2 separate regions of the Homo sapiens genome follow, and region 1 is linked to region 2. A link is a contact called in ENCODE Hi-C or POLR2A ChIA-PET data. All regions are on one chromosome and are shown on one strand. Each heading gives the region's core, a stretch centred on a gene start or an enhancer-like site at or near the end of the contact. The rest is flanking DNA. Distances are from core to core; before and after follow the strand shown. Region 1 overlaps SMAD3 (SMAD family member 3). Region 2 overlaps AAGAB (alpha and gamma adaptin binding protein).

Evidence for each region. Hi-C counts contacts between places; a loop is a spot of excess contacts on that map. ChIA-PET counts read pairs that join two places held with the same protein, here RNA polymerase II (POLR2A).
Region 1: a map of mammary epithelial cell shows a loop between it and region 2 (5-fold over the local background). The contact joins two enhancer-like sites. A Hi-C loop is called at or near these places in 1 of 168 maps with a recorded cell type or tissue (mammary epithelial cell). POLR2A ChIA-PET finds 5 or more read pairs at or near these places in 4 of 52 experiments (CD4-positive, alpha-beta memory T cell, GM12878, MCF 10A and 1 more).

The regions. Positions count from the first base shown.
Region 1 is chr15:67,103,947-67,108,907 of GRCh38, forward strand. All of the region lies in intron 1 of SMAD3 (SMAD family member 3), which reads left to right. Among named protein-coding and RNA genes, the nearest start is that of SMAD3-AS1, 41 kb to the right of the region's middle. RefSeq lists enhancers at 1,891-2,590, 2,843-4,042 and a silencer at 2,945-3,239. Within about 2 kb of position 3,550, at least 29 of the 41 ENCODE cell types and tissues checked have a DNase peak (open chromatin) inside an H3K27ac peak, as active enhancers do; they include mammary epithelial cell, where a contact is called at or near this core.
Region 2 is chr15:67,221,864-67,226,766 of GRCh38, forward strand. All of the region lies in intron 5 of AAGAB (alpha and gamma adaptin binding protein), which reads right to left. Among named protein-coding and RNA genes, the nearest start is that of AAGAB, 30 kb to the right of the region's middle. Within about 2 kb of position 3,613, at least 2 of the 41 ENCODE cell types and tissues checked have a DNase peak (open chromatin) inside an H3K27ac peak, as active enhancers do; they include mammary epithelial cell, where a contact is called at or near this core.

The DNA of each region.
Region 1 (4,961 bases), core at 2,300-4,799, 120 kb before region 2:
TTGACGTTCAAGGGTAGTTGGTGGTGACTGTACAGAAGGGAGACAGGAAGCCTGGAGGAAGGAAAGGGGTGCGTAGCCGAGAAAGTGCACAACGGGCCCTATTTTTAAAAGTGCCTGCCTCTGCTGGTTTTGTTGTGGCAGCGCTCAAAGGCAGGAAGACAGATAAGATCGGATTTCAGGATTTTCGTCTGCCCCCCATCTCCGCCCCCAACTTTTGACAACCAAGAACTTTTCCCCACCAGGAGTGGGTATATTTCAACTTCTGTAATCCCTGCGTCTCGCACAATGCTTGGTATTACAAGGTGCTCACTGAGTGTTTGAATGAATGAATGCCTTCCCAGTTCTCATCACAGCTATAGGGTGTCACTGTATACATCAAGTCATGGTTAGCCGCAGGTTTGATCGGGGAAGAGACACTAATCAATGTATCTGATTCTAGAAGAAGATGGAGCTTCTAGGAAGGGCCTGCCCTCAGGCTGTCCTCTGTGTTCCCCGGCATTCTGCATTTTGCAGTCACCCCTCATTATCCCTGAGTCCAGGAACACCTGAGATTGGAAAGGATTCCAGCCCCATAGGGCCTTTATCGTGGCCCCCAGTAAGTGATAAATATTCGTACTAATTTGGGGCAGTGTCCTTTTTCCAGCTGTTTTCCCATGAGTGCCCTCTGTTCCGTCAGGTGGCCGAAGACGGATAACTTTGGCAAAGGGCTTGGCACAAATGGCCAAGTTTACACTGGATCACTATACTCCGTGTTATCTTGTTTCCCCGATGGTCATTGCCACACAAGAAAGTACTTCCTCTGTGGGCTTTGCCCACCCTCTTCTCTTGACAGAGACCTCTGGGCCTAGATAAATGTATAAACTGCATTGCAGGAATGAAGCCGTTTCCATTAAGAACTGGGGTCTATGTCCTGGGATCCAGTTCTTCTCCCCCTTTTAGTACTGAAAGCTGCTTCCCATCTGAAAGCTGTCTGGGGACAGACACCGTGCAGCTGCGTGCAGACTTCTTTCAGAGTTTGATCTTGCAGGCTTCCCAGTGGCTCTGCTCTTCCTTGTCTGCTTCCTGGGGGTCTCTCAGTATCAAAGCCACCTGTGGCTCCATCTCACCTCCCTGAACAGGAGGCACTGTTTGTCAGGAGGCCTTGCCACCTTTGGCCCTTTCTTTCCAAAGAAAGATCCCTGGCCTGGAGTTTTTGTCTCAGCTCTGTTGTGTGACCTTAGGCAAGTCAGTTGACTTCTCTGAGCCTCAGTTTACTCCTTAGTAAACAAAAAGGTTGGATGAGGCGCTCTCCAAAGTTCTTGCCCTCTGTGTCCTTCCTCTGCGTTCTACAGGGAGGGAGTAGCTGCCTCTGTTTGGTGGTGGGGACTCAGGCAGGATGGGTAGGGAGGGGTAGGGGAACAAGATCATGGCGCACCTCCACGGCCACAGTGGAAACCTTGAACCTTGAGCTGTATGCGGTGAGTCCAGGATGCTGAGAAGATGCCGGGCTGTTGGGTAAGCAGAGCCCCTACGGGAAGCAAAGAGTATTATTCAGCCCTGTGGAATGCTGAGGCAGGGCTGAGCTTGGGCAGGGTGGCTGAGAGAATTGTGGCTCTAGCTGTGGGCAGAAATTCATGGCCTTGAAGAATGGCTACTGTATATACCAGTGATAAATATTAGTCACTCTGGCAGCAGAATGAGTTTCCTGTGCTGCATTTTTGGCACTTCCAGAAAAGGGAAAGCCTTTCTCTCTGACAGGGCACAGGAGGGAGAAACAGGAATGTGTCTCTTACCCTGATGCCCTGGCTGGAGATCCCGTGGGGTTTTCAACCTGCCTGAAGCAACGCAGGGCCTGCTAATGCCTCCTGTTGCCCTAGGTCAGGCCAGGGCCCATTGTTGACATCTGTGCTGTGCTGCCTCTGAAGGTCTTGCTTGAGCATGTCCTGAATGGAAGGCTTCATCTGCATTCATTCCCCGGCCCTCCCTGCCGTCTGCACAGCCTCCTCCAGGCCTCCCCTTCCCAGTGAAAAGCACCACCATCCAGACCTCAGGAAGCAATCATTTTAGCCTCTTCTCCTTCTCCCTCACCATCCAGGACATCACTGAGCCCTGTCAGTTCTGCCCCCAGAATATCTAAGTTCATCCAATGCCCCATTTCCACTGCTGCTTCCTCACCCAAATCAGGATGTTTCTGGCCCCGTCTCCCTCCTACCTGGTCTCCCTGCCTGTACCCTCCTCTCCACTGGGCCCATTCTCCACCGGCAGCCAGCATGATCTCTAAGAAATGTACATCTGTCATCTGTCATATCTGCTGAAAATTGTTCAGGGCTTCCTGCTGCCTTGAGAATGAGGGTCTGAATCCCAAACAAGGGTTCAAATCTCAACCTCTCAGGCCTACCCTGACCTTACGTATCTTTCCTCAGGGCCTGTGCACATGCTGTTCCTTCTTCCTGGAATGCTTGTCCCCATAGTTTTCAGCTGGCGAATGTGAGTCAGGTCTCCCCTTAAATGTCATCTAAGAGAGCCCTTTCTAATTCCTCCCCTTCATCTTAACTCTATCCCCAATACACTCTCTCACAGAGACTGTTCTTTTCCTTCTGAGACCCTACTCCAGCTTGTAGTTCTAAATCTGTGATTATGCACTGTCTGTCTTCCTCTTGAGGTCAGGGGCCATTTCTTTTGTTCTCTGCTATGCTCAGGACCCAGATCAAAGGAGCTCAGTAACTATTTACAGGCGTACATCATATGTGGAGGACACTTATGCTGTGATGGCCCCACACACAGCTTCCTTTGGGGTCTGTCCCCTGCTCTCCGTTACCCGCGTGGTAGCCACTGAGCACTGGCTCTTCCTGGCTTCACTCTCTGGCATCAAAACTTATCAGTCCTACATCTCAGTCTTTTGCAAGGTGACACTTATCTGATTACCTAATTCACACGAAGGTGTTAATGGTGGTAATGGCATAGTATTTATTACCCCAGGGGACCCAGAACGGTGGTATCAAAACATATCATTCCCCAGTGGTTTAAAACTCTGGTAGCTTTCCAGGGAGTCCAAGTGGAGTCCAGTCTCCTTAGCTGAGTTCACAGGGCCCCGTCTGCACGACTTGGCTTCTGTCGGCTTCCCTAGCCCTGACTTCCCAAGCCTTAGTCATCACCCTCTCTCCCACCCAGGGCTCAGCACAGTACCTGGAACAGTCAAGCCCTCAATAAATGTTTACTGAGTGCATTAAAAAAAAAAAAAAGATTTTAATGAGTCATGCTTTAACTGAAGATTTTAGTGTAGTCAGTCATTGGGCCTTGGATGCCAAAGGAATGACAAATGGTGGGAATTTCAGGCACAGTGACTGTGATAGCCCCAAGGAAACCAAGAGAGAAGTAGCTTTATCTGGGTGGAGGGGAGTGGGCCTTTCAGAGCCTCGAAATCTTCCCACCTGCTGCGCCACTCCCACCACATAAGCACCCCACCCTTCTTCCCAGGGTGAGATTTCTCAGCTCTGCTTTCTGGGGTGCCAGACAAGGGGAGAGCCTTGTTGCCATGCCCTCCTGCCCTCCTGCCCTCCTGATGCAGTCTGTGGTCACCTGCAGGCAGAGACAGATGAAGTCCGTCATTCGGCTGCGAGTAATTTCTGATGGGAGAGGGGCTTCCCCCGGCCCTTCCCGCCTCTCTGAGCCTTGCCACGGTCACTTGGTTTGCCCAGCCTAAGTCACTGCCTGTCGCTGTGGTTATTGCATGGACAGGGCCTCCCTCTGTCCCTCCACTTCCCTTCCCTGCCCCATACTGTTGCCCTCACCCACCCCAAAGCCTCACCCTTCCCTTCCATAGGGATATGGCCTGATAGAGGAGGAGCCATTTGATTTTGACTATTGTTGAAATTGAGTGGGGAATTTTGGGTTTGTTTTAGGTTTTGGAAGGGAGGATTATCTGAGGCTTGAGGCTTCTGTGATACTGACATCTGGTGTGGAAAGTCATCCTCCCTCACCTAGGTGACTGGGCCTCCAGGTCATCTCCCCGAGCAGCCTCCCTGGATCTGCTCTCCTCTCCCCCCCACCCCCCCACCACCTCCCGCGCTGTGCCCAGGGTGATCTTTCTAAAGGACAGATCTTGCTTCAGCACCTCCCTGGTTAGAACCCTTCCGTCCAGTGGTTCCTAGTGCTTCGGGGATAACTCGCCTTGTCCCTTGGGGTCTGCACAGCGTCCTCCATCTCCTCTCACTTGGCCTTGCCCTCGGGGGCTCCGGTAAGAAGCTTTCCAACCTGGCAGCTGCAGACTCTGTGCGGTTGTATTATTGCTGTAAATGGGCAGGGATTACGCATTTGTGGAGTGACTGATTTCAAGTACAACTGCCACCATGGGAGAGGTCTGTGAAAATCACTGGAATTGAAAATGACCATGCTTTGCCCAAAAAGGTTGAGAATCCCCACTCTGATGATACTAGAAGCCTGCTTGCCTCCCCACCCTGTGCCAAGCCATTTCTTGCCTCCTTGCTTTGCCCATACCAGCCTGGAATGTCCCAAGCCTATTCAACTTACTTCCTCCAAAACGTAGTCCCATCTTGATCTCCAGGAAGCAGCCTTCAGATGCCCCCTCCTCCTGGCCACTGCAAATGTGTCCCCCCAGCTGCTGAGCATGCCTAGGTCTGACACACACCACGATATGTTGAAATCATTGGTTTCTGGGTTATTCTTCTCACAGTCCCAGGCAGTGAGCCCTCAAGGACAGGGGCTCCATGGGACTGGTCTCTGGGTCGGAGGCCAGGACCCAGGTCACTAAGGGCATGTCACTCATCTGGACCACAGCTCCCTGCCTTGTGGTGTGGACTCTGTTCTCTGCACTGGGCTCGTTCTAAAACGGAGCATTTGGTCCTTGCAGCCTGCCTTGTGGTTTATGACTTAGTAGATTGAAAATGACAGTTGTGCTCTATTTTCATTTGGAAAGAAAAAAAAAAGTGGAAAACCAGAGATTGCACTGATCTGGAGGTAGA
Region 2 (4,903 bases), core at 2,363-4,862:
ATTTTATGGATGTTGTCCTCTACATTGCTGCAGCCATGTACTCCCAGGGTCATACCCAGACCTTATTATTACCAATAACCACAACCCCTCCATCATCTCAACTTCATGCATCACCTATTTTTCCAAGTCCCTCTCAGTTCCTATAGTACCTTAACCCAATTATCCTTCAACTGCACCAGGACTCAAAACTACCATCTTTTTACTGACCCACTCCAATTGACTTCCACTCTCCTCTTTTTAGCTTAAATTCCATGGTCAATCATTATAATTAATCTCTTATATATACTACTGAATCCCTTGCCTCTCTCTTGCTGTGATACATTTGCTTAGCAAAAGCAGAACTGATTACTACATGCATGCACGCGCACGCGCGCGCGCGCACACACACACACACACACACACACACACACACACACACACCCTCCACCCATGCTGCCTGACTTTAGTTTTATAATACCAAATTTCAAGTTGGGTCCCTTAATGCTGCCTGGCAAATCATACTTCACATCTCTAGGTTCATTTACTCTTTCTCTCTCCCCTAAATGACTGTTTCACATTTTCTCCTCTCTCCTCAAATCCTAACGCTACCTCCTCCCTTCTGCCCTCTCAACTGACATCCTGGCCTCCTACTTCACTGAGAAAATTTATGCAATCAGAAGAAACTTCCACAGATTCTCATGACACATCTCCCCACTGAGCCACATTTGCATCCACAAACCCCCTTTCCCATGTCTTTCTAGGTTTATTTTCCTCCTCCTGTGCAAAGCCAGTCCCTCCACTTGTACACTGGAGCCCATCCCTTCTACCTACTCAAGGAAGTCACTCTGGCAAGTTTCCCTTCTCTCTCCTACTTCATCCATTTTTCACCCTCTATTGGAACTTTTCCAACAGCTTATGAACGCGCTGCTCTTGTTCTCATCTCAAACAATAAAAATCTCCACCACATTTTTCTCTCCAGCTCTCACCTATTTCTTTGCTCCCCTTTCCTGCAAAATTTTCAAGAGTGTTTTATAATCACTATCTTCAATTTTTCTCTTTCAACCTATTTCACTGAAACTGCTCTTCAAGGTCACTAATGCTAAATCCAAGGGTCAACTCTCTGTTCTCATCCTACTTGACCTATGAGCAGCATTGGCATAGCTGACCACTCCTTCCACCTTGAAACACTCTTCACTTTTGCTTCCCGAATAAGACTCCACTATCTTGGTTTTCCTACCTCATTGACCTTTCTTCCTCAGTCTCCTTTACTGGTTCCTTCTCTTCTCTCTGTCTCTTGATGTTGCAATGTCCCTGGGCTGAGTCCTTGGTCTTCTTTAAGTACTGCATTCACTCCCTTGGTGATCTCATCAAGGCTCAAGGTTTTAAATGCCTTTCTCCCCAAACTCCAAAATCTCTCCAACTGGCTACCTGCTATCTCCACTTGGAAGACTAACAGCCACTTGGAGGTCTCAGTAGCCATGTCAAACTCAACATGTCCAAAAATGAACTACTGATAGGTGACCCTGTTAGCTTCATCTTGTAGCTGCCTCATTTCAGTTGATGGCAACTAATCTTTCAAGTGTTCAGGCCCAAATCCTGTTGTCTTCCTTGACTGATCTCTTTTTCTCATATCTCATATCTAAACTATCAGGAAACCATGCTGGCTCTACCTCACAATATACCTAGAATTCGACCTTTTCTTACCCCTTTCATTGCCCCAGCCCCAATCTGAGCCATCACTCTCTTTCATTTGGAATATTGTAATAGGCCCCTAAGAGATCTTGGTTGCTCTTCACCCTCATCATCTACTCTCCACAGAGCAGCCAGAGTGATCTTTTTAGACTTTGTCAGATCATGTCACTTTCCCATTCAACAACCTGCAACAGTCCCCTAGTTTACTCTGAGTAAATGTCAAAGTTATTATGATGGCCTTCAAAGCCCCAAATAATCTAGCCCTTCGTTACCTCTCTGACCTCTCCTGCTCAGCCAGCAAGCGTCCTGATATCCTTCAAATGCACCAGGCGTGCTCTCACCTTAGGGCCTTTGCTATAGCTGTTCCCTGTCCCTGGTATGTTCTTCTCCCAGATATCCACATGGTGAAACACCTCATCTCCTTGCTCAAATCTCAAGAAGACCTACCTTGAACCACCTTATTTAACATTGCAATCTACAAAGCAATCTCAATGTCCCTAACTCTGCTTTATTATTTTCCCAAATCACTTATCATCTCCTAATACACTATATAACATACTAATTGCTTGTATTGTTTATTGACTATAGTCTCCCACCAGAATGAAAGCTCCTAAGGACAGACATTTTTGTTTAATTTGTTCACTGATATATCCCAAACACACAGACCAATACTTTGCACAGAGCAAGTACTTAAGAAATATTTTTTGTATGAATGAATCAACACTTGAAACCGGAGCCTAAATTATGGACTAGAGAGATCTGAGGCCAGCAGAAGAAAACTCAAATGGCCCAGATACACTCAGCACCTAAATTATGCTCCCAGATAATCAGGTACTTATAAAAGCTGTATTATTTCTTTCAGATCTTAAGAAGGACTGTCACAGCACTGCTGACCTTTGCGAGATACTAGACCATACTAGAAACAAGTACAGAGGAGTTATGAGAAGGAACGTCCACTATTTTCACCTTTCCCTATAGATGACTCCATATTAAACATAGTCCTTCCTGTCTTCTTTCTCTGACTTGAAAAGTCACTTTTCTTTTTCTTTTCTTTTTTTTTTTTTTTTGAGCAGTCTCACTCTGTTGCCCAGGCTGGAGTGCAGTGGCGCGATCTCAGCTCACTGCAGCCTCTGCCTTCTGAATTAAAGTGATTCTTGTGCCTCAGCCTCCCAAGTAGCTGGGATTACAGTCATGCACCACCACGCCTAGCTAACTTTTGTATTTTTTGTAGAGATGAGGTTTCACCATGTTGGCCAGACTGGTCTCAAACTCCTGGCCTCTACTGATCTGCCCAACTTGGCCTCCGAAAGTGCTGGGATTACAGGCATGAGCCACCGCACCTGGCCAAAAGTCACTTTTCAATACTACATAATTTAGGAATTAGAGAAAGCAAGGTCAGGCAAGGGGCTAATGTGGCTTTCAAAATGCTGAATTTATTCCCATGGATTAAACACAGACTCTTACAAGTTAGAACTAGAAGACTATCATTTATGTCAGTGGTTGTCAACCATGGCTGTATATTTGAATCCCGGAGGCACTTAAAAAATACTGTAGCTGACACTCCCTTGGGTGAGGCTCAGGTAGCATAGGTTTTAAAAGCTTCCCAGGTGACTAAAGTTCCCAGGTGATTCCAATGTGCAAACACGTTTGAGAACTGATGAGCTATATGACCTTGGGCAAATTACTTGGCTCCACTGAGCCTAACTCATATGGCTTTTGTGAGGATTAAATAAGATTTTGCACGTATACTATCAGCTGCTATTAGTATCACTGCCACTTCTCCCTTTTCTATCATCACCACCACCTTTTCTACTATTACCATTATTATCATCATTGGTGGTATCATTTCCTTCTTTTCTTTCTTTTTATTGAGATTTAATTTACATATCATAAAATCCAGCCTTTTAAAAATGTATGATTCAGTGGTTTTTAGTATATTCACAAAGTTGTGCAACCATCATCACCATTTAATTCCAGAACATTTTCACCACCCCAGAAAGAAATACCATACCCATGAGCAACCTCTCCTCCCATACCCTGGGAACCACTAATCTACTTTCTATCTTTATGAATTTAACTATTCTGGATATTTCATATGAATGAAATCCTATAATATGTAGCCTCTCGTGTCGGGCTTTTTTCACTTAGCATAATGTTTTTGAAGTTGATCCACATTGTAGCATATATTCATGCTTCATTTTTATGATTGAATAACAGTCCATTGTATGGATATACCACATTTTGTTTTCAGCAGTTTTTCTCACTTTTTGGCATTTATGAATAATACTGCTATGAACACTTATACACACTATTTTGTGTGCCCATGTTTCCAGTTCTCTTCGGTATATAGCTAGGAGTGGAACTGCTGGGTCATATGGTAATTCTATGTTTAACTTTTTGAGCAACTACTAAACTCTCTAAAGTGGCTGCAGCACCATTTTATATTCCCACCATCAGTGCACAAGGTTTCTAATTTCTCCATATCCTCACCAACATTTGTTATTATCTTTCTGACCCTAGCCATCCTAGTAAGTGTGAAGTGGTATTTCATTGTTGTGATTTGCATTTTCCTGGTGACTAATGATGACAAGCATCTTTTCTTTTTTTTTTTAATACGAATTGGGGTCTCACTCTGTTGCCCAGGCTGGAGTACAGTGGCACAATCTTAGATCATCACAGCACTGAACTCTAGGCTCAAGTGATCCTTCCTGCTTCAGCCTCCCCAATAGCTGGGACTACAGGTCCGGTTGATTTTTAGAATTTTTTTGTAGAGACAGAGTTCTCACTATGTTGCCCAGGTTGGTTTTGAATGCCTGACCTCAAACAATCCTCCTGCCTCAACCTCCCAAAGTGCTGGGATTTCGGGCGTGAGACACCATGCCTGGCCAACGTTAAGCATCTATTCATGTTCTTACTGGCCATTTGTGTATTTTCTTGCCTATCCAAATTCTTTACCATTTTTATACTGGATTAGTTGTCTTTTTATTATTAAGTTGTAAGAGTTCTTTATATATTCTAGATATATTCTGCTGATCCTCATAAGATACATGTTTTACAAATATTTTCCCTCATTTTGAGGGTTATCTTTTATCCTTCACTTTCCTGACAGTGTCCTTTGAAGTATGAACATTTTTAATTTTGATGAAGTCCAATTTATCTATTTTTTTCCTTTGGTTGCTTGTGTATTACTAACTTTTAAGAAGACACTAAAGGAAAAAAGTTATGAAGATAT